Linked DNA regions of Homo sapiens: all the other regions are linked to region 1. A link is a loop called in an ENCODE intact Hi-C map of the cell type or tissue named here. Cell type or tissue: B cell. All regions are shown on one strand. Each heading gives the region's core, and the rest is flanking DNA. Links, peaks and the distances in the headings are about the cores only.

Region 1 (5,905 bases), core at 455-5,454:
TTAGCCCTTCTCCTGTCTATGGCAACTAATATTGTTGATCACTTATTTATGCGTTTAGTCAACATATATTAATTTGTGTGTGTGTGTGTGATGGGGCTAGCCTCATGTGTGCAAGAGTGAACAGATTGGTATAGTCCCTACTTTCATGAAACTCTGAAAACATCCTAAAATATACTATTCTGCTTTTCCTCCTACCTCTCTGACTACTCCTTCTCAGTCCTCTTTGCATTCTTGGGTTTATCTGTTTCTACCCCAAGCACTCACTCTCCACATTCTTCATGAATAATGTTCATGCCCACAGATTGAATTATCATCTGTATGCTCACAGTTCACAAATTTAACTCCAGATCATTCCTTATCTTCAGACACATATAATCAAGTACCTCTTGGGTAGAGATCTTCACTCTAACCTAACGTATAAAATGAACTCATCACCTCCCTATTCTTCCCCAAACTTCTGCCATTTCTTATATTTTCCTATTTTCAGTGACTAGTACCACCGTTCCTCCCTTGCCCTAACCTAAAACATAAGCCTTATCAGCCCTAGTGTCAGACTTCCTGGGTTCAAATCTTAATTCTACCTTTGTGTGTGTGTATGTGTGTGTGCGTGTCTGTGTGTGTGACTGCAAGCTCCGCCTTCCAGGTTCATGCCATTCTCCTGCCTCAGCCTCCTGAATAGCTGGGACTATAGGCGCCCGCCACCACGCCCTGCTACTTTTTTTTTGTATTTTTAGTAGAGATGAGGTTTCACCATGTTAGCCAGGATGGTCTCGATCTCCTGACCTCGTGATCTGCCCGCCTCAGCCTCCCAAAGTGTTGGGATTACAGGCGTGAGCCACCGCGCCCAGCCATCTTAATTCTACCTTTTAACTTCTCTGTATCTCTTAAAATAGAGGAAGTAATAGTACCTACTTGGTTATCAGGTGGTGCGGATGTAAAAATGTACTTAGCAGAGTAACTGACATAAAATCATAATAAATATCAACAGTTATTTGTTTAAACCACCATCATCGTGTGGCTGGATCATGTCAACAGTTTCCTGAGTGGTCTCCCATTAGATTATGAGCCCGTGATGGTCCCAAAAGGTGAAAAGAAGGGAGATTGGTCCATACTTTCACCCAAAAGTGGAAGAGAATGAAGTTGGAAAAGCTTTCGGATTGATGCTATATTTTGAAAATAGTATTGGTTCATTTTTCCTTAAAATATATGCATTTTTCAGAGAAAGGAATGGAAAATAAAACAAATATAAAGAAGATAACATTTGTAATCAGCACCCAGAGGGAACCACTAATAGGTATATATACTCCTCTGGATTTAGAGTTTTGTATCTTTTTTTTTTTCTTATTTCAAAGCATTTTTCTGTATCATATTTTTCAACAATATGATTTAAAAGGCACATCCCAACATAGAAATAAATACATGTTCATTGTAGAACACTTTGAAAAATACAGAAAAATATTAGGAAGAAAAATAAAACTCTCACTATCCTGCAATAACCACTTTTAACGTTCTGCTGAATATCCAAGCTTTTTTTTTTTTTTTTTCTTTTGAGATGAGTCTGGCTTTGTTACTCAGGCTGGAGTGCAGTGGCGAGATCTGGGCTCATTGCAACCTCTACCTCCTGGGATCAAGCCATTCTCCTGCCTCAGCCGCCTGAGTAGCCGGGATTATAGGCGTGTGCCACCACCCCCAGCTAATTTTTGTTTTTTCAGTAGAGACAGGGTTTCACCACATTGGCCAGGCTGGTCTCAAACTCCCGACATCAGGTGATCCACCCACCTCAGCCTCCTAAAGGGCTGGGATTGCAGGTGTAAGCCACCACGCCTGGCCTATCCTAGCCTTTTTTTTCTATACATATATAGTCATACTGTATACTGTATTGTTTGGTGTCCTTTTTTTGCTTAACACTTTATGAATTTTCTGTCATAAAATATTCTATAACATTATGCAGCTATCTGATTTACCATAACTGTTTGCATTCTCTCACCTTATACCTGGCTTTCTAATTTCCCCTATTCCCCTATTTTAATAACAGAGGAAATAATAATACATGAGTATGTTATACAAAATTTTAATGTACTTCTGATCACTTTTTTAAGAATGAAGTTTTAAAATACTGAAACACTTTTTGACTCACAGAGTTCATAGGCAAAATGTGAGAAAAATCATCACTTTGCTCTCCATCCTTCCTTACACCCTGAAATTAACCTTAGGGACAGCTAGTTCATTTAACATCATCAATCTTGTTCTCCAGTTCCAGGTCCTGGAATCTAGCTCTTAGTGTCCGAAAGAAACTTACTTTTGTGTAAGCACACCTATTATATACTAGGCACTTTACCTAATTTATCTGGTTTAAACTTCACATGCCCGAGAGAGATACTATCATTGTCTTCATTTCACAGATAAGAAGGTTGATGAGACATTAACTGTCTCAGTCACATTCAGGGTAGGGATTCAAACTCACATCCAATGCCTCCTCAACCTCTTTTACGTGCAGCACTATCCTCTAGCCCCACTGCCCGTATATAGGCCTGGGCTATATCACCATTGTCCGCCCTTGAGCCTGGAAGGAAAATGAGCTGAGGGGTTTTGTTTTTTCAGAAAGGAACAGGATATTTCATCATCTCTATGTTTACGTTTTTCAGAGAATTTCTGTGCGAGGAAACAAATCCATTGTCAGCTTTTTAAAATATATCCCTTTGGAGTAGCCACTTAACATCCTCTGAGGCCCAGATGGGCTAGCTTGCCGGGACCAAAGGAAATCTTTGGGTCTGGAAGGCGACAAGAGATCACAGGCTTTCTAGGTCTACCGCGCACCCCGATGACGTCACGCGGCGACGTTCTCTGACGTCAGAGTTTCCTGCCCACCATCTTTGTCCCTGGCAAAGTGGGTTTTGCGCAGTGGCTTAGACCTAGAAAAGAATCGTGACGGGCAGGAAACCATTACACCACCACCTGGGCTGTGCTCTCCGGCTCCCGCCGCCACCCCCGCCCTCGCCTTCGCCTCCGCCTCCGGTGAGTTCAGGGCGGTTGCCTTTAGGGTGTGTCCCTAATTGACGGGGTCGGGGACGGAGAGAAGGGTAACACCAGGCTGGGTCGGAGACCGGCGGAGGCGAGGAAATCCTAAGAGCGTGACCGTTGATGATGCAGGGAACCGTCGGGTGTGACCATTGAGAGGGAAAAGGTTGGAGAAAGGGTCTCTACCATGATGCCTGTGGTGCGGTGAGGGAATCCTCGGGTGTGGCAGCAGGTAGTTGGGGGCAGGAGGGGAAGATGTGTTTCGGAATTGAGGGTTTAGGGGGACCAGAGGCCAGGGGTGTGGCTGATAGAGCCTGGAGGCCGTGGGGGGAACCGTCTTTCTTCCCCGCTCGGCGTCGTTCACTGAGAGGCTGAGACGTGTCCAGCAAGCCAAAGGGAAAAGGGATTCCCTCAAAGGTTTGCTCATTGATGGGCGAACGTCGTCTCTCGGGTAACTTGAGGGTAAGAGACAACCTCTTCCCTGCTCCGTAATGGAGGAGCATATCGCTAGAATCTTGACCACCTGGGGAAAGAAGAGGCATTCCTTACTCTTGGAGGAAGGAAAGAGTAACCTCCAGAATTGACCCGATGTAAGAGAGGGGGAAGCAAATGGGGGCAAATCTTAACCCAGCATCTTTTTTTTTTTTTTCTTTTTCTGGGCTCTGCAGTAATGGTCTGGTTTGGGAAAGGCTGTAGATTAAGCTGAAAGTAAAGAAACTGGAACGTCCTGTTATTTCCTTATCATTTGAATCCAAATCATTTGTTCATGCTGCTTGTTTTCAAGAGTAGTCTTCTATTGGAGGGGTGGGGTGGGGGGGGACAGGCCTTTATTGAACTCACGCGGATGCTTCATTAAACTTTTGACTTTTATTTTATTTTATTTTTGTATTTTTAGTGACAGGGTCTTACTGTGTAGCCCAGTCTGGTCTCGAACTCCTGGGCCCAAGCGATCCTCCCGCTTCGGCCTCCTAAAGTTTTGTGATTACAGGCGTGAGCCAGCGCGCCCAGCCAAACTTGACTTTTGAGAAGAAAAAATGTTTTGAAAACTGCCAAAGACTTATCATAACCATTGTGGTTTAAAAGAAAGTAAATGCATTAAGCTTAGAAAGGCAGAATGACTAAGAAAGAAGGTGGTCTCAATGAGAATCAATTTAAATGATTAGTTACCTTCCTTGTATACTTCAATTGCTTAGCCTCAGGGTACACTTACAAAGTAGTAATAGAAAGCAGCAGATGAAGGAGGTGCAGCTCTATAAGAAAACGTGTTAAGACATTCCAGTGATGACTAAGCGTGCTGGTAAGGTGAGAACTGTTTGCAGTATCTTAGCCGTTGAAACTTTCAAGGAAGCAGAAAGGATGATGTATAATGCAAACATCCTCACTAAAAGCTGGGTGGTAAAATCAATATAAATCTAATATTCTGACTGTGTATGAAGAAACTCAAGGAAGTCCAGTTCTTTCATTCTTTCTTTCCTTAAAAGATCCATATTTTGAAATACTAACTTTTTAGGCACAGGTTTGAACGAAGCTGAGCAAGGAATATATTAAATAGGGCACGTTCTCCTTTCTCTTGTCCTTTCTTTCCTTCTAGCCTTAGGTTTTCCAGAGTTTAATGTTATTTTGGTTAAGAATTAGATGTAAAACTTTTGAACTCCTTTGCTTCGTTATAATATTAAGAAGCTACTTTGTAGTCTGTTATGTTTAAATAGAAATCACAGGTGATTTTAGCTTTTGTGTCTCATAATTTCTTATGAGCAAGGTAATACCTGATGATGCTATTGTCTTTGCATTATTACTGAATATTTGATTAGAAATGAATTTGGCACCTCTCACCTTTATAATAAAAGATTACTGGAATGACATTTCTGCTTTATAATTTGGTTAACTTTGGCCAGTTTTTCACTATGAGCACTGAGCTTTGTAAAGTCCCACTTTGTGAAAAGAAGGGTTTAGTGACTTTACAAACTAATTTAGCTTCCCAGAGAGCCATTTGAATTAAGACCCTATTAATTTTTTTCTGACCTTATTCTACCCAAGGTATTAATCTTATTTTGCTGCTCAGTTTCTCTTTTGGGGAACTGGAGGGAGATATAGGAGAGGAGGGACTTTGACAACCTATATTTGGTAGAAACTAGGTTATGTTAAATCTGGATATATAGTCCTGTGCAGGGAGGCCTTCTCCGAAATGCAGTGACATCACACTCTGGTCGAGGGCAAGTAAGAGTGATTATGTGCTTTGACTCTGGCAGCTTTGTTGTTTAACAGTGGCCTTAGGCCATACCGTAAATCCTCAGAACAGCCGTTACTTGTCTGGTTTGATCTGGTAGAAAGGTAGTGTGAGTTCAAATTCCATCATGGCTTTGCTTATTTCTCTGGCTCTTCTGAAGGAACATTTTCTCCCCCCATAGGAGCAGCTTGATTTTTGAGGCACTTCAGCAAATATTAGATTTTTTTTTTCTTTAGCTCTATTTTGTTTACTTTTTCTGTAACTTCTTTTTTTTTTTTTTTTTTTGAGACGGAGTCTCACTCTTTCGCCCAGGCTGGAGTGCAGTGGCGCGATCTCGGCTCACTGCAAGCTCTGCCTCCTGGGTTCACACCATTCTCCTGTCTCAGCTTCCCGAGTAGCTGGGACTACAGGCGCCCGCCACACGCCTGGCTAATTTTTTGTATTTTTAGTAGAGACAGGGTTTCACCGTGTTAGCCAGGATGGTCTCGATCTCCTGACCTTGTGATCCGCCCGCCTCCCAAAGTGCTGGGATTACAGGCGTGAGCCACCGCGACCGGCTGTAACTTCTAATGAAGACGTCAGTTTTTGCCATCCTGTATTTTGGAGACTCTGGCTATGTCCATATCTAGCATGTGATTAAGTGTATCTCTCATTATATGA
Region 2 (5,905 bases), core at 252-5,251, 500 kb before region 1:
CGCCTTTTCCACAACCCTTAAGAGGTGTTCCGGCCTGGCGCGGTGGCTCACATCTGTAATCTCAGAACTTGGGGAAGCCAAGGCAGGAGGATTGCTTGAGCCCAGTTCATGACGAACAACATGGCAAAACCTCATCTCTACAGAAAATACAAAAACTAGCTGGGTGTGGTTGCACATGCCTGAGGTCCCAGCTACTCAGGAGGCTGAGAAGGGAGAGTCACCTAAGCCTAGGAGGTCAAGGCTGCAGTGAGCCATGATTACGCCACTGCACGCCAGTCTGAGTGACAGAGTGAGACTCTGTCTCCAAAAAAAAAAAAGGTGTTCCTATTAGATGGTACCAAGCAGAGTTATGTCAACTGGCTTGGTCATGAGAGAAGGTTTGAAAGAAATTGATTTTTAAGGTTTCTGAGAAGAGCTTTCTTTTTTTGTGCATGTTATTTTGGAGGCTGGTTAAACTGGTCGATTTAAATATTTACAACCCTTGATCCCAATGTAAACAAGAAATCACAACTGTCTACCTGATCAATATGAAAGTTTTTAACAGGCTGGTCTTTGTAATTAGACGGGCATTAAAATGAGTGCGTCCTAGATTACATGAACATTTTCTTCAATCACAATCAAGATATTAGCCCTGCCACATCAATCTGCAATTGTTATGAAAATATACCCAAATATTTTCAAACTTAAGAATACCTCTAAATAAACTGTAACTTCTGAATTGTACTCTAAAATTCAGAATTAGGAAATATACAATAAAAGTTCGGAAACCTTTGCCATCATCTACTTCCTTGAATGTGAAAGAGAATGTAATCAGAGAAAAGGATAAAGAAGTTGTCAAACCTGAAATCCCCTGAACAGAAAGGAGCTGCCACGGCTAGGCTGCAGCCCTAGAACTCTGTACACAAATTCAGCCCAGTACCTTGTCCCCTGCCTACTCCCATTCCTAGAAGAATGGTATAATAAACGGGCAGCCCGGCCCACATTTCAGTAAATTGAACTGTCACGGGGAGAATAAGGCACCCCAAACAGTTGCAGCGACAGTGGTTAACAGGAAGTCTCTCTGTCCTCCAAACCAATAATCAAAGGGATACATAAGGAACTCACTGCTTTCTTAGAAGGCCACATGCACCCCGGGATGTTTGCTCATCACGTCACTCTGGCCTTTAACCAGGGAGCAAAGAGACAGTTGTGGGTAAAACCCTATTTCCAAGCTAACAATTATCCTTCCTTATGGTAGACTGGGGGGTGCACGGTACACTCTTGATTACACAAGCAGTCTTCTTCCCCCCTAGAACAAATGACAGACCAACAAAAAGGAGAAAATGATATGCTGTTGTTTATCTCTTCTGCCAGCCTGAACTCAAGCTCTGAGCAGACGTGCCAGCGGAGGCTCTGGCTCCCCTGGTTCGCCAGACTTCCCCATGTCTGGTCAACTGTCTCCTGGGCAGCCGGCTGAAGAGAGGCCCCATTTCCCTCTCGGTCTTGACCGCTGCCGCACAGTGGCGACCTCACACACATCGCGAACAGAGGACAACTCCCAAGCGAGGGAACAGTGGACCCTGCGGGGAGAACCGCATTCCCAAACTTCTCCATCAAACCTCCAAACTCCAAACCTCCCTCCTCCAGCCGCCTCCTCTAAGACGGAGATAGGGACGGGCTGGTTCCTTTAAAGGGGTAAGCAGGCCGCCGCGGACCTGCCTCAGTTTCTTCTGACGTACAAAGAGGTATCTTTTCCCCACAAGCCAACTAGACCTGCCGGTCTGCAGGGCGCTTGGGGATAATCGAGGACGCACGTCTCCTGTTACTGCCCCCACAGGTGAAACGCTTTCTTTGAGGGGACTTTTCAAAGGACAGGTGTGGGCTGCCCTGAAGGCGGGGACTTCCAGCCAGCCAAGGGCTTCCCCCCACCCCTGTAGGGCAGGGAGAGTCCCAGGCCGCGCCCCACACAGAGGAAGGGCCCCCAGACCACAGCCTGACGGCACCCGACCGTCCCCCTTCCCGTCCTTCCCCAGGCCGGGCGCCCAGCGGCCCCCAGCGCCGCCGCCGCCGCCTCCTCACCTGCTGCGGCCGCCCTCCCGGCCGGCACCTAGGAGAGGAGGCGAGGGGAGGGGCCGGATCCCGGCCGCGGACGCCTCAGGCAGGGAGGCTGCGGACTCCGCCGCGGCGGCGTCTCTGGGGCTGAGGGGCACCCGGGGGCGGTCGCGACATCCTCACGGGCGGCCCCAGGAAGTCGGCCCCCCCTCCCACCCATCCCCAGCCGGCCCGGCCCGGCCCGGCCGCTCCCGCCCTCCGCGCGGCCCCGCCCCTGACTCGGCCCCGCCCCCTCTCGGGATCGCGCCTCCGCTCCCGCCGCGCCCGAGCCACCATAGAGAAGAGCGAGGCGCCCGGCGGCCTCGAGCGCGGCCTCCGCTCGCGCCCCCTGGCGGAGCTGAGGCTCCCGACGGCGGGGCCGGGCTGGCCTGAGCCGTGGGGCCGTAGGAGGCGTCGTTTCCCCAAAGTCGTGGGGTCGGCCGCTGCTGGTTACCTTGGTCACACAACTCTGCGGGAGGCGCCCAAGGGTCCAGGTCCAAGTTTCAGCTGGGTCAAGACCCGGCTTGGTGACCTTGAGCGAGTCCCTCAACACCTCTGAACGCATGTCATAAAACTTTGAAAGGTGCCTGACTTTCATGTCTCATTGACTCTCTCCTCGGTGCGATGAGCAGGCGATGGTTTCCCCCGCTTCATGATTGCAGAAACCCAGCCCCACTAGGGGTTACGAGCTTATTCAGCGTCCCACAACTGGGAGGTATTAGAAGCCGGGTCTGTGGGACCTAAAAACCCATGCTTGTCCCACTCACTCTAGCACTGCCCAGTCTAAACCGCTAGGACTAGCTACTTCCCCTCAGGAAAGTCAGGAAGCTGCTGAGGAAGGCTGTGGTAGAATGAGAATGACTCAGCGAGGATCCATCCCTGCCTTTCACCCATGCACCTTTCAGCAAGGTACCTAACCTTTACGAACTCTGGTTTTCTCATCCCAGAAACGCAGGTTGGCGTGAGGATTTAGTGAGCGCATGCATGTAGCTGTGGTTAGTAAACCGCCAAGCAGCAGGGCGGCCCAGGGGATGGTTAGCCAGCGTGGGCTACGATGCCTAGTCATGAACATAATATTAAGTTCTAATCCTTCTTTTAAATGGTGTCTAGTGACACAATTTTCTTAGGCTTTAGGTTCTATTGAGAACTCCTAGTTTTTCTGAACAATTTGTATTTTCAAACAAGGAATATCGTAAGGAAAATAAGATCATGAGCCAGGCGTGGTGGCTCATGCCTGTAATCCCAGCACTTTGGGAGGCTGAGGTGGGTGGATCACCTGACGTCAGGAGTTCGAGACCAGCCTGGCCAACATGGTGAAACCCCATGTCTACTAAAAATACAAAAAATTAGCCAGGAATGGTGGCGGGTGCCGGTAATCCCAGCTACTCGGAAGACAGAGGTTGCAGTGAGCCAAGGTCGCGCCATTGCACTCCAGCCTGGGCAACAAGGGCGAGACGACGCCTCAGAAATAATAACAATAAGATCACGTATACATATCAGACTCTGTCACTTTACAAGTATTATTTTCAATCCTCACAACCCAGCAAACTGAGTACTATTATTCCCATGTTATCAATGAGGATCTACATATTAAGTAATTTACCCAAAACTACATGGTTAGAAAAAGGTGGAGCTGGAATGTATTGCTTTTTTTTCTTTCAACCAGCAGTGTCTTGAATACACGGAGCTGCAATTTATTTATTTTTTTGAGACAGAGTCTCACTGTCACCCAGGCTGGAATGCAGTGGCGTGATCTCCGCTCACTGCAACCTCCGCCTCCCAGGTTCAAAGGATCTTCCCACCCTATAGCTGGGTCTACAGTCACCCGCTACCACGCTTGGCTAATTTGTTTATTTGTTTGCCTGTTTTTGGTAGAGACAGAGTTTCACCATGTTGGCCAGGCTGGTCTCAAACTCCTAACCTCAAGCGATCTGCCGCCTCGGCCTCCCAAAGTGCTGGGATTACCAGGACGAGCCACTGCGCCCCAAAAAGCTGGAATTTAAAACTGATTTTTTCAATCACCTGGAATGCACGGAAAGACTGACCTGCTAAAGGCCTCCCACATCCGAATTAAATGTACCCTTCATTTTCCTTCCTGGCTATTTTTGTAACTTTCCCTGATGCAATTCTGTCTGGTTTGCTTCTCTCTAAGTCTTCATTTCCAGCCCTACCCTCCAAAGGCATTTATGGTCTCCTCCTTTCCCTCTAATTCCTTTTCCCTAGATATGCCAGGACCTTGTCCATCCTCTCAATTCTGAAATAGATTCCTAGCTGTGATGAAGGCACAGCCTTTTCCACCACATCACTCTTTCTCTTGATAGAAATCATAGTTATAGAAAGTTAATAGGTCCAGGCCAGGCGCGGTGGCTCATGCCTGTAATCCCAGCACTTTGGGAGACCTGATCACTTGAGGTCAGGAGTTTGAGACCAGCCTGGCCAATGTAGTGAAACCCCATCTCTAATAAAAATAACAAAAATTAGCGAGGCGTGGTGGCGTACGCCTATAATCCCAGCTACTCGGGAGGCTGAGGCAGGGGAATCACTTGAACTCGGGAGGTGGAGGTTGCAGTGAACCGAGATCGTGCCACTGCACTCCAGCCTGGGTGACAGAGCAAGGCTCCATCTCAAAACAAAAAACAAACAAACAGAAAAAAAGTTAATAGGTCCAGAACAAGGGTGGGGTGAGACCTGGGGATGTCCTTTCATAAACTTAGTTTACAACCTGAAGGTTCAGTTCTGAAAGGGGGTGCACTTAATCCACTGATTGGATCCAATAATTGAAGTTTGGATTCATGACATCCTGTGGAAATCATTTTTTTCTGGGCCCTCTGGTCCATATTACAAGCAAATCATTGGAATGCTGCTAAATAATGTGCATATCACTGCAGCACAGAGGCCTCCGAGCTGCGTTTATCCACGCTCCTCCTTTCTCCACCTTAGGCATTACCACCGTCACTATTTTTCATCTTTATCATGCCCTTCCACAGAGGCATTCAATAATGTACCCATTGTGCAAGCAATCCGAAATCCTTTTCAGCGAGCAATAGTATTTAGTAGTGATAAAACACTAATTTGTCTACCAAGTGACATATTTATAGGAGCTGTTTACTTGGACATATTTTTATTATTTCTACTCATTTGCTAAGTACTTTCCAACGCATATTTATGAAGCACAGGCCTTTCCCCAAACAGTTGTGAAAAAATAAATCATATTATTTCTTTTATTAGTAGCAGCACGGCTTGGAAGTCCTAGTGCCCTGATTTTAGTTATTTCTGGCAAGAGCTGGAAGAATTAATAGTGACCGACCACCTACTATGTGCCAGACTCTCTGTGAAAGGCACTTTACATAAATTATCTGTTTAATTCCCCTGAGGCATATATTTTACCAACAAAGAATGTAATTCCCCTGCAACATACACTTTACCAGTAGGACAGAGACATTACCTTGTCCAAGTAACTCGGCCAGAAAGGGACTAGCAGGGTTTTGAACTTAGATCTTTTTCCTGATTCCAAAATCCCAAATCACCATTCCATTTCACCAGCACCCCTACCAACCTCTCTGGATCTAATAGCTTCTGTAAAATATAAAGTGTTTTTTGTTTTGTTTTGTTTTTTTAATGAGAGAGGATGTGTAGGTTACTGAGAATGGAACAGTTAGAGATAAACATACACAGGGTGCTAACCCTAATTTTTCTATGGGAGGTTACTCTTCAAGGGATTTACTCCCTAAGAAATCAATGGAAGGATGTTTCCCAAAGAGAAGGGCCAGTACTAGTGCTGGATCCATTCCTGGAGACAGAACTGGCTACACTGTTTGCAAGAAACAGTGCAAAA
Region 3 (5,905 bases), core at 361-5,360, 220 kb before region 1:
AAAGAACAAGAAAGATATTTGACATGGGAAACAAACAACTTACAATGGAAGATTAATACAGCAGACAAAATAAGTAAATCATATCTTCAAGTATAAATAAACTCTCAAAGCATGATGATAAATTTAAAAAGCAGGTTTGCAAAAAATAATATACAATAGAATAGCATTTAGATTAAAATATTTTAAAAACTGTAATAAATACGTTTATGTTTAGTAAAAGGAGAAAAGCATAGTGAATAAAGATGCACTTATTTTTTACAGAGGTTACAATAAGGATGGAAAATAATGAGATTGGAGAATTAAGCCTTTAACTGTACATACAATGCTGTAAGTTCAGAAGAAAAAGCACCTGTACCAAATACATCTCAGAGGTGGGTGGGACATAAATTTTTGTTGTTTTCTTGTCTTTGCACTTCTGGAATTCTGAATTATTACAACATTTTTTAAAAGCCATCCTCCTTCAAATTAAAAAGGTAGTCGGGGGAAAGGGTAGGATTTTATCACAGAAGTAACTGAAATCTGGACTATGCATTCTAAGACAAATAGGTCAGGGAATGAGGGTGGCAGGGATCGCATTGATAGGAACGAAGTAAAAAGGTGAATGGATTATAGGTCTCAATAAGGGAAATAATAAAGAAGGAGCGTGAACTTTGAAATAAAGATTATGAATAATCAAGATTAAGAATTGTTCAAAAAGATCAATATAATCAACAAATAACCGATATCACTATTTGAAAATTATTATTTAAAACAAAATTGTAAAAAATCAGTACAATCAACAAATACTTTGCATCATTATTTGAAAATTATTTTTTTTAAATAAAAATTTTAAATACAGTCAACAAATACCTTGCATCATTATTGGAAAATTATTAAAATAAAATAAAATTTAAAACAATCAGTAAATTCATAAACTATTTTGAAGTCATCAAGGATATATACAATATGTAGAAGCAGACTATCACAGCCTTATTTTCCTTTCCTACAAAAATCCATCCTATACTAAAGGCTTGGAATTACAAGTCTCAGTGGGTGCTAGTAACTCTGAACAGATAAGGTGGATGTTATTGCAGGTGACAGAAGGAATGAGATGACTGAGGTGTGAAGACATTTAGAAGAAATTTGTTAGATAAAAGTGAAGGCTGGGCCGGGTTTGGTGGCTCATGCCTGTAATCCCAGCACTTTGGGAGGCTGAGGCAGGCAGATCACTTGAGCCTAGGAGTTTGAGACGAGTCTGGGCATCATGGTGAAATCTCACCTCCTCAAAAAATACAAAAATTAGGCAGGTGTGGTGGTACTCACCTGTGGTCCCAGCTACTCAGGCGGCTGAGGTGAGAGAATCACCTGAGCCTTCGAGACGAGATTGTGGTGAACCAAGATCGTGCCACTGCACTCCAGCCTGGGGGTCAAAGTAAGAATCTGTCTCAAAAAAAAAAAAAAGAAGGCTGGCACATCCACATTCTTACCACCTTGCCTAGTTTAGACCCTTGCCTACAAATTTCTATTTCTCAAAATTCCATTCTGCATTCCAAGACCATTGAAACATCTTTGTCAAGTTATTTGTAAAATATTCCTTTCGATGTACAGGGATTTCAAAGTTAAATATTTTCTCTGCCCCATAAACTTTATTGTCAAAGCCAATAGATTATAGTTTTTGGTTGGCAATTGTATTTAAACAGCAACCCCACCATCTGCTTAGATTCTTTTGCAGGCAAAAAAGGCTTAGGGAGCTCTATCTCAAGCTCTTTCCTTAGGATTAAAGGAATTATAATCAGCATCACTTGCACATTTTTTGTAAGGTAGAGATATTGTCCCATATAAATTTGAAATCCTAAATAAAATTAAACTAAGTCAATAAGAAATTAAGAATTCAGAAAAGAAACTCAGTACACTTACAAAAGCACTTCAGAAACAAAAGCACCTGATTCTAGTCAGTTTACAGGATAACTTTTTCAAACCTTTCAGTGTAGCCAGAGTTCCCACCAACACAGTGAATTAGCACCACCTGCTATCTCTTTCCACCAAAAGCAGTCCTGAAGGCTATGTATACAGAAACCTATGTAGACAGAGGTAACAGAGTTCAAGGATTAAGACTCAGTTTTCCTAGGTTCAAATCTCAGCTCTGCCATTTATTAGCTGTACGGTTTCCATTTATTAGCTGTATGGTTTCCATTTATTAGCTGTATGGTTTCCATTTATTAGCTGTACGGTTTCCATTTATTAGCTGTCCCCATTTCTCCCCATGCCCCAGGATCTAGTCCTGCAGGACCCCTGATGGAGCAGTGACTCTGATGTGGACATGCAGGGACAACCACCCCCAAGCGAGGGGCTCAGTGGGTAGCATCTGTGCATTTCTCCCCTGCCAAGAAGGCTTACCTAGTTTGCTCAGCAAACTCCCTAAAAGGTGAGGAATTAGCCTGGGAAAACTTTGCAATGTCAAATTGTCAAGTAGTGCCCAATTTTCTGTATGCTTCTGGGTGGTTCTTATTTTTTTGTTTTACTTCCCCTTTCCTTCCATCCTCCCACCCATCTCCCCTAGATCACAGGGGATTGGCTAGCCTCAGATAGAAACTGAACAGAAAGGGAAATGGGAGGGCAGAACAAGACGGTGTAATAGAAGGCTCCACCTACCATCCCCCTTCTCCAGCAGTGACCATGTGGTGCAGAGAAATCTGTGTGCTTGGGGAAGGGAGGGCACAGCAATTGTGAGACTTTGCATTGAACTCAGTACTGCCCTGTTACAGTGAAAAGCAAAACCATGCTGAATCCAGCATATACCTGCCCATGGAGGCAGAATTTGGACCAGCCCTAGTGAGATGGAAATTGTCCATCCCAGCAGTTGAAACCTGAGTTTCAGCAAGCCTCGCCACTGTAGCTGAAGTGCTAGGGGGTTCTAAATAAACTTGAAAGGCATTCTAGGCCACAAGGACTGAAACTCCTAGGCAAGTCCTAGCCCTGAGCTGAGATCAGAGCCAGTAGGCTTGGAGGGCACACGACCTACTGAGATACCAGCTGGGGCGACTAAGAGAGTGCTTGCACCACCCCTCCCCCAACCCCAGACAGTGTGACTCTCAGCTCCAAAAAGATCCCTTCCTTCCATTTGAGGAGAGAAGAGAGAAGACTAAAGAGGACTTCTGTCTTGCATCTTGGATGTCAGCTCAGACACAGTAGGATAGCACATTGGTCAGGGTCATGAGACACCCATTCCAGACCCTATCTCCTGGACAACATTTCTAGACACACTCTGGGCCAGAAGAGAAACTGCTGCCTTAAAGGGAAAGACCCAGTCCTGGCAGGATCTATCACCTGCTGACTAAAGAGCCCTTGGTCCCTGAATAATCAGCAACGATACCCAGGTAATATGCCGTGGGTCTTGGGTGAGACTCTGCTGGCTTCAGGTGAGACTCAGCACAACCCCAGCTGTGGTGCATACAGGCAGAGACTCTTTCTGCTTGAGAAAAGCAGAGGGAAAAGTAAAGGGGACTTTGTCTTGCACCGTAGGTACCAGCTTAGCCACAGGGGTAGAGCAACAAGTAGGCCCTTGGACAGCATTTCTGGACCCAACCTGGGCCAGAGGGGAGTCCACTGTCCTGAAGAGTGAGTCCCAGACCTGGTAGCATTCACCACCAGTTGACTAAAGAGCCCTTGGGCTTTAAGTGAATATCAGCAATAGCTAACAGTACTCCCTGTGAACCCGTGGTTGTGTTGGCCACAGGGTCATCTCCTCTGCCTGTGGAAAAAGGAGGGAAGAATGGGAAGGACTGTGTCTCATGATTTGAGGGCCAGCTCAGTCCCAGTAGAATGGAACACCAGGTAGACTTCTAAGGTTTTCTTACTCCAGTCCCTGGCTCCTGGATAGCATCTGTGAACCCACCTAGGGCCTGGGGGAACTTGCCACTCTGAAGAAAAGAACACAGCTTGGCTGGCTTCACCACCTGTTGATTGTTTGAAAAGATAAACAAAATTGACAAACCTTTACCAGGCTACCTGAGAAAAAAAGGAGAATACCCAAATAAATGAAATCAGAGATGAAAAAGGAGACAATACAACTGATACTGCAGAAATTCAAAGGATCATTAGTGGCTACTATGAGCAACTGTATGCCAATAAATTGGAAAATCTAGAGGAAATAAATTCTTAGACACATACAACCTACCAAGATTGAACCATGAAGAAACCCAAAACCCGCACAAACCAATAAGAAGTAATGAGAACAAAGCCATAATAAAAAGTCTCCAGCAAAGAAAAGTCTGGGACCCGATGGCTTCACCACTGAATTCTACCAAACAGTTAAAGAAGAACTAATATCAATCTTACCCAAACTATTCAAAAATTAGAGAAGGAGGGAATACTTACAAACTCATTCTATAAGGCCAGTATTACTGATACCAAAACCAAAGACACATCAAAGAAAAAAAATTATGGACCAGTATCTCAGCAAAATACTAGCAAACTTAATTCAACAATACATTAAAAAGATCATTTATCATGACTAAGTGCTATTTATTTCAGGGATGCAAGGATGGTTCAACGTATGCAAATCAGTCAATGTGATACATCATATCAACAGAATGAAGGACAAATGCCATATGATCATTTCAACTGATGCTGAGAAAGCACTTAATAAAACTCATTATCCCTTCATGGAAAACTCCTCAAAAAACTGGGTATAGAAGGAACATACCACAACATAATAAAATCCATGTATGACAGACCTACAGCTAGTAGCATACTGAGTAGGGAAACACTGAAAGCCTTTCCTCTAAGATCTGGAACACTATAAGGATCCTCACTTTCACCATTGTTATTCAACATAGAAATCCTAGCTAGAGCAATTAGACAAGAGAAAGAAATAAAGGGCATCTAAATTGGAAAGGAAGAAGTCAAATTGTCCTTGTTTGCAGGTGATATGATCTTACATTTGAAAAAAACCTAAAGACTATACCAGATAACTATTAGAACTGATAAACAAATTCAGTAAAGTTGCAGGATACAAAATAAACATACAAAAATCAGTAGCATCTCTATATACCAATAGTGAACAATCTGAAAAAGATATAAAGTAATCCCACTTACAATAGCCACAAATAAAATTAAATACCTAGGAATTAACCAAATAAATGAAAGATCTCTACAATAAAAACTATAAAATCATGATGAAAGAAATTGAAGAGCCAAAATATGGAAAGGGGAAATATACCCATGTTCATGGATTGGAAGAATCAATATTGTTAAAATATCCATACTTCCCAAAGCAATCTACAGATTCACTGCAATCTCTATTAAAATATCAATGACATTCTTCACAGAAATAGAAAAAACAATCCTAAAATTTATATAGAACCACAAAAGACCTATAATAGCCAAAGTTATCGGAAGCAAAAAGAACAAAACTGGAGGAATCACATTACCTGACCTCAAATTATACTACAGAGCTACAGGAACCAAAATAGCATGATACTGACATTAAAAACAGACACATAGACCAATGGAACAGAATAGAGAACCCAGACACAAATACACACACCTAAAGTGAACTCATTTTTCACAAAGATGCCAAGAACATACACTAGGGAAAAGACATTCTCTTCAATAAATGGCACTGGGAAAACTGGATATCTATCCGCAGAACAATGAAACTAGACTCCTAACTCTTGTCACATATAAAAATCAAACGAAAATGGGTTAAAGACTCAAATCTAAGACTTCACACTGTGAAACTACTACAAGTAAACATTGGGTAAGATCTCCAGGACATTGATCTGAGCAAAAATTCATTGAGCAATACCCCACAAGCACAGGCAACTAAAGCAAAAATGGACAAATGGGATCACATCAAGTTAAAAAGCTTCTGCACAGCAAAGAACGCAATCAACAAAGTGAAAAGACAACCCACAAAATGGGA

The links. Hi-C counts contacts between places; a loop is a spot of excess contacts. Peaks named below come from ENCODE experiments on the same cell type or tissue, not always from the same donor. Only the 100,000 strongest peaks of a DNase experiment are listed, where the experiment ranks them.
Region 2: a loop joins it to region 1, with 15 times the contacts of the local background. A loop is called at or near these places in 2 of 110 quality-filtered maps.
Region 3: it touches region 1 in a loop (4-fold over the local background); 3 of 110 quality-filtered maps call a loop at or near these places.

Annotation. Positions count from the first base shown.
Region 1 is chr17:35,584,414-35,590,318 of GRCh38, forward strand. It overlaps AP2B1 (adaptor related protein complex 2 subunit beta 1), which reads left to right and starts at 2,909. Exons shown (of 22, transcript NM_001030006.2): 1 at 2,909-3,015. RefSeq lists enhancers at 2,716-2,885, 2,855-4,054, 3,316-3,425 and a silencer at 2,966-3,085. In B cell, for the core only: no CTCF peak of the experiment used is centred there; a DNase peak (open chromatin) is centred at 2,888; H3K4me3 peaks cover 2,007 bases; H3K27ac peaks cover 2,732 bases.
Region 2 is chr17:35,087,047-35,092,951 of GRCh38, forward strand. RAD51D (RAD51 paralog D) reads right to left here. Exons shown (of 10, transcript NM_002878.4): 10 at 5,175-5,905. All of the region lies in intron 5 of RAD51L3-RFFL (RAD51L3-RFFL readthrough), which reads right to left. It also overlaps a transcript of RFFL not described here. Among named protein-coding and RNA genes, the nearest start is that of RFFL, 26 kb to the left of the region's middle. RefSeq lists enhancers at 1,106-1,185, 1,196-1,245, 1,376-1,505, 2,222-2,873 and a silencer at 1,896-2,525. In B cell, for the core only: a CTCF peak has its summit at 2,476; DNase peaks (open chromatin) are centred at 1,295, 1,945 and 2,355; H3K4me3 peaks cover 2,410 bases; H3K27ac peaks cover 2,850 bases.
Region 3 is chr17:35,365,645-35,371,549 of GRCh38, forward strand. SLFN11 (schlafen family member 11) reads right to left here. Exons shown (of 7, transcript NM_001376007.1): 2 at 1,959-2,056; 3 at 1,303-1,419. Among named protein-coding and RNA genes, the nearest start is that of SLFN11, 5.0 kb to the right of the region's middle. RefSeq lists enhancers at 2,745-2,794, 2,895-2,944. In B cell, for the core only: no CTCF peak of the experiment used is centred there; a DNase peak (open chromatin) is centred at 2,567; H3K4me3 peaks cover 982 bases; H3K27ac peaks cover 1,831 bases.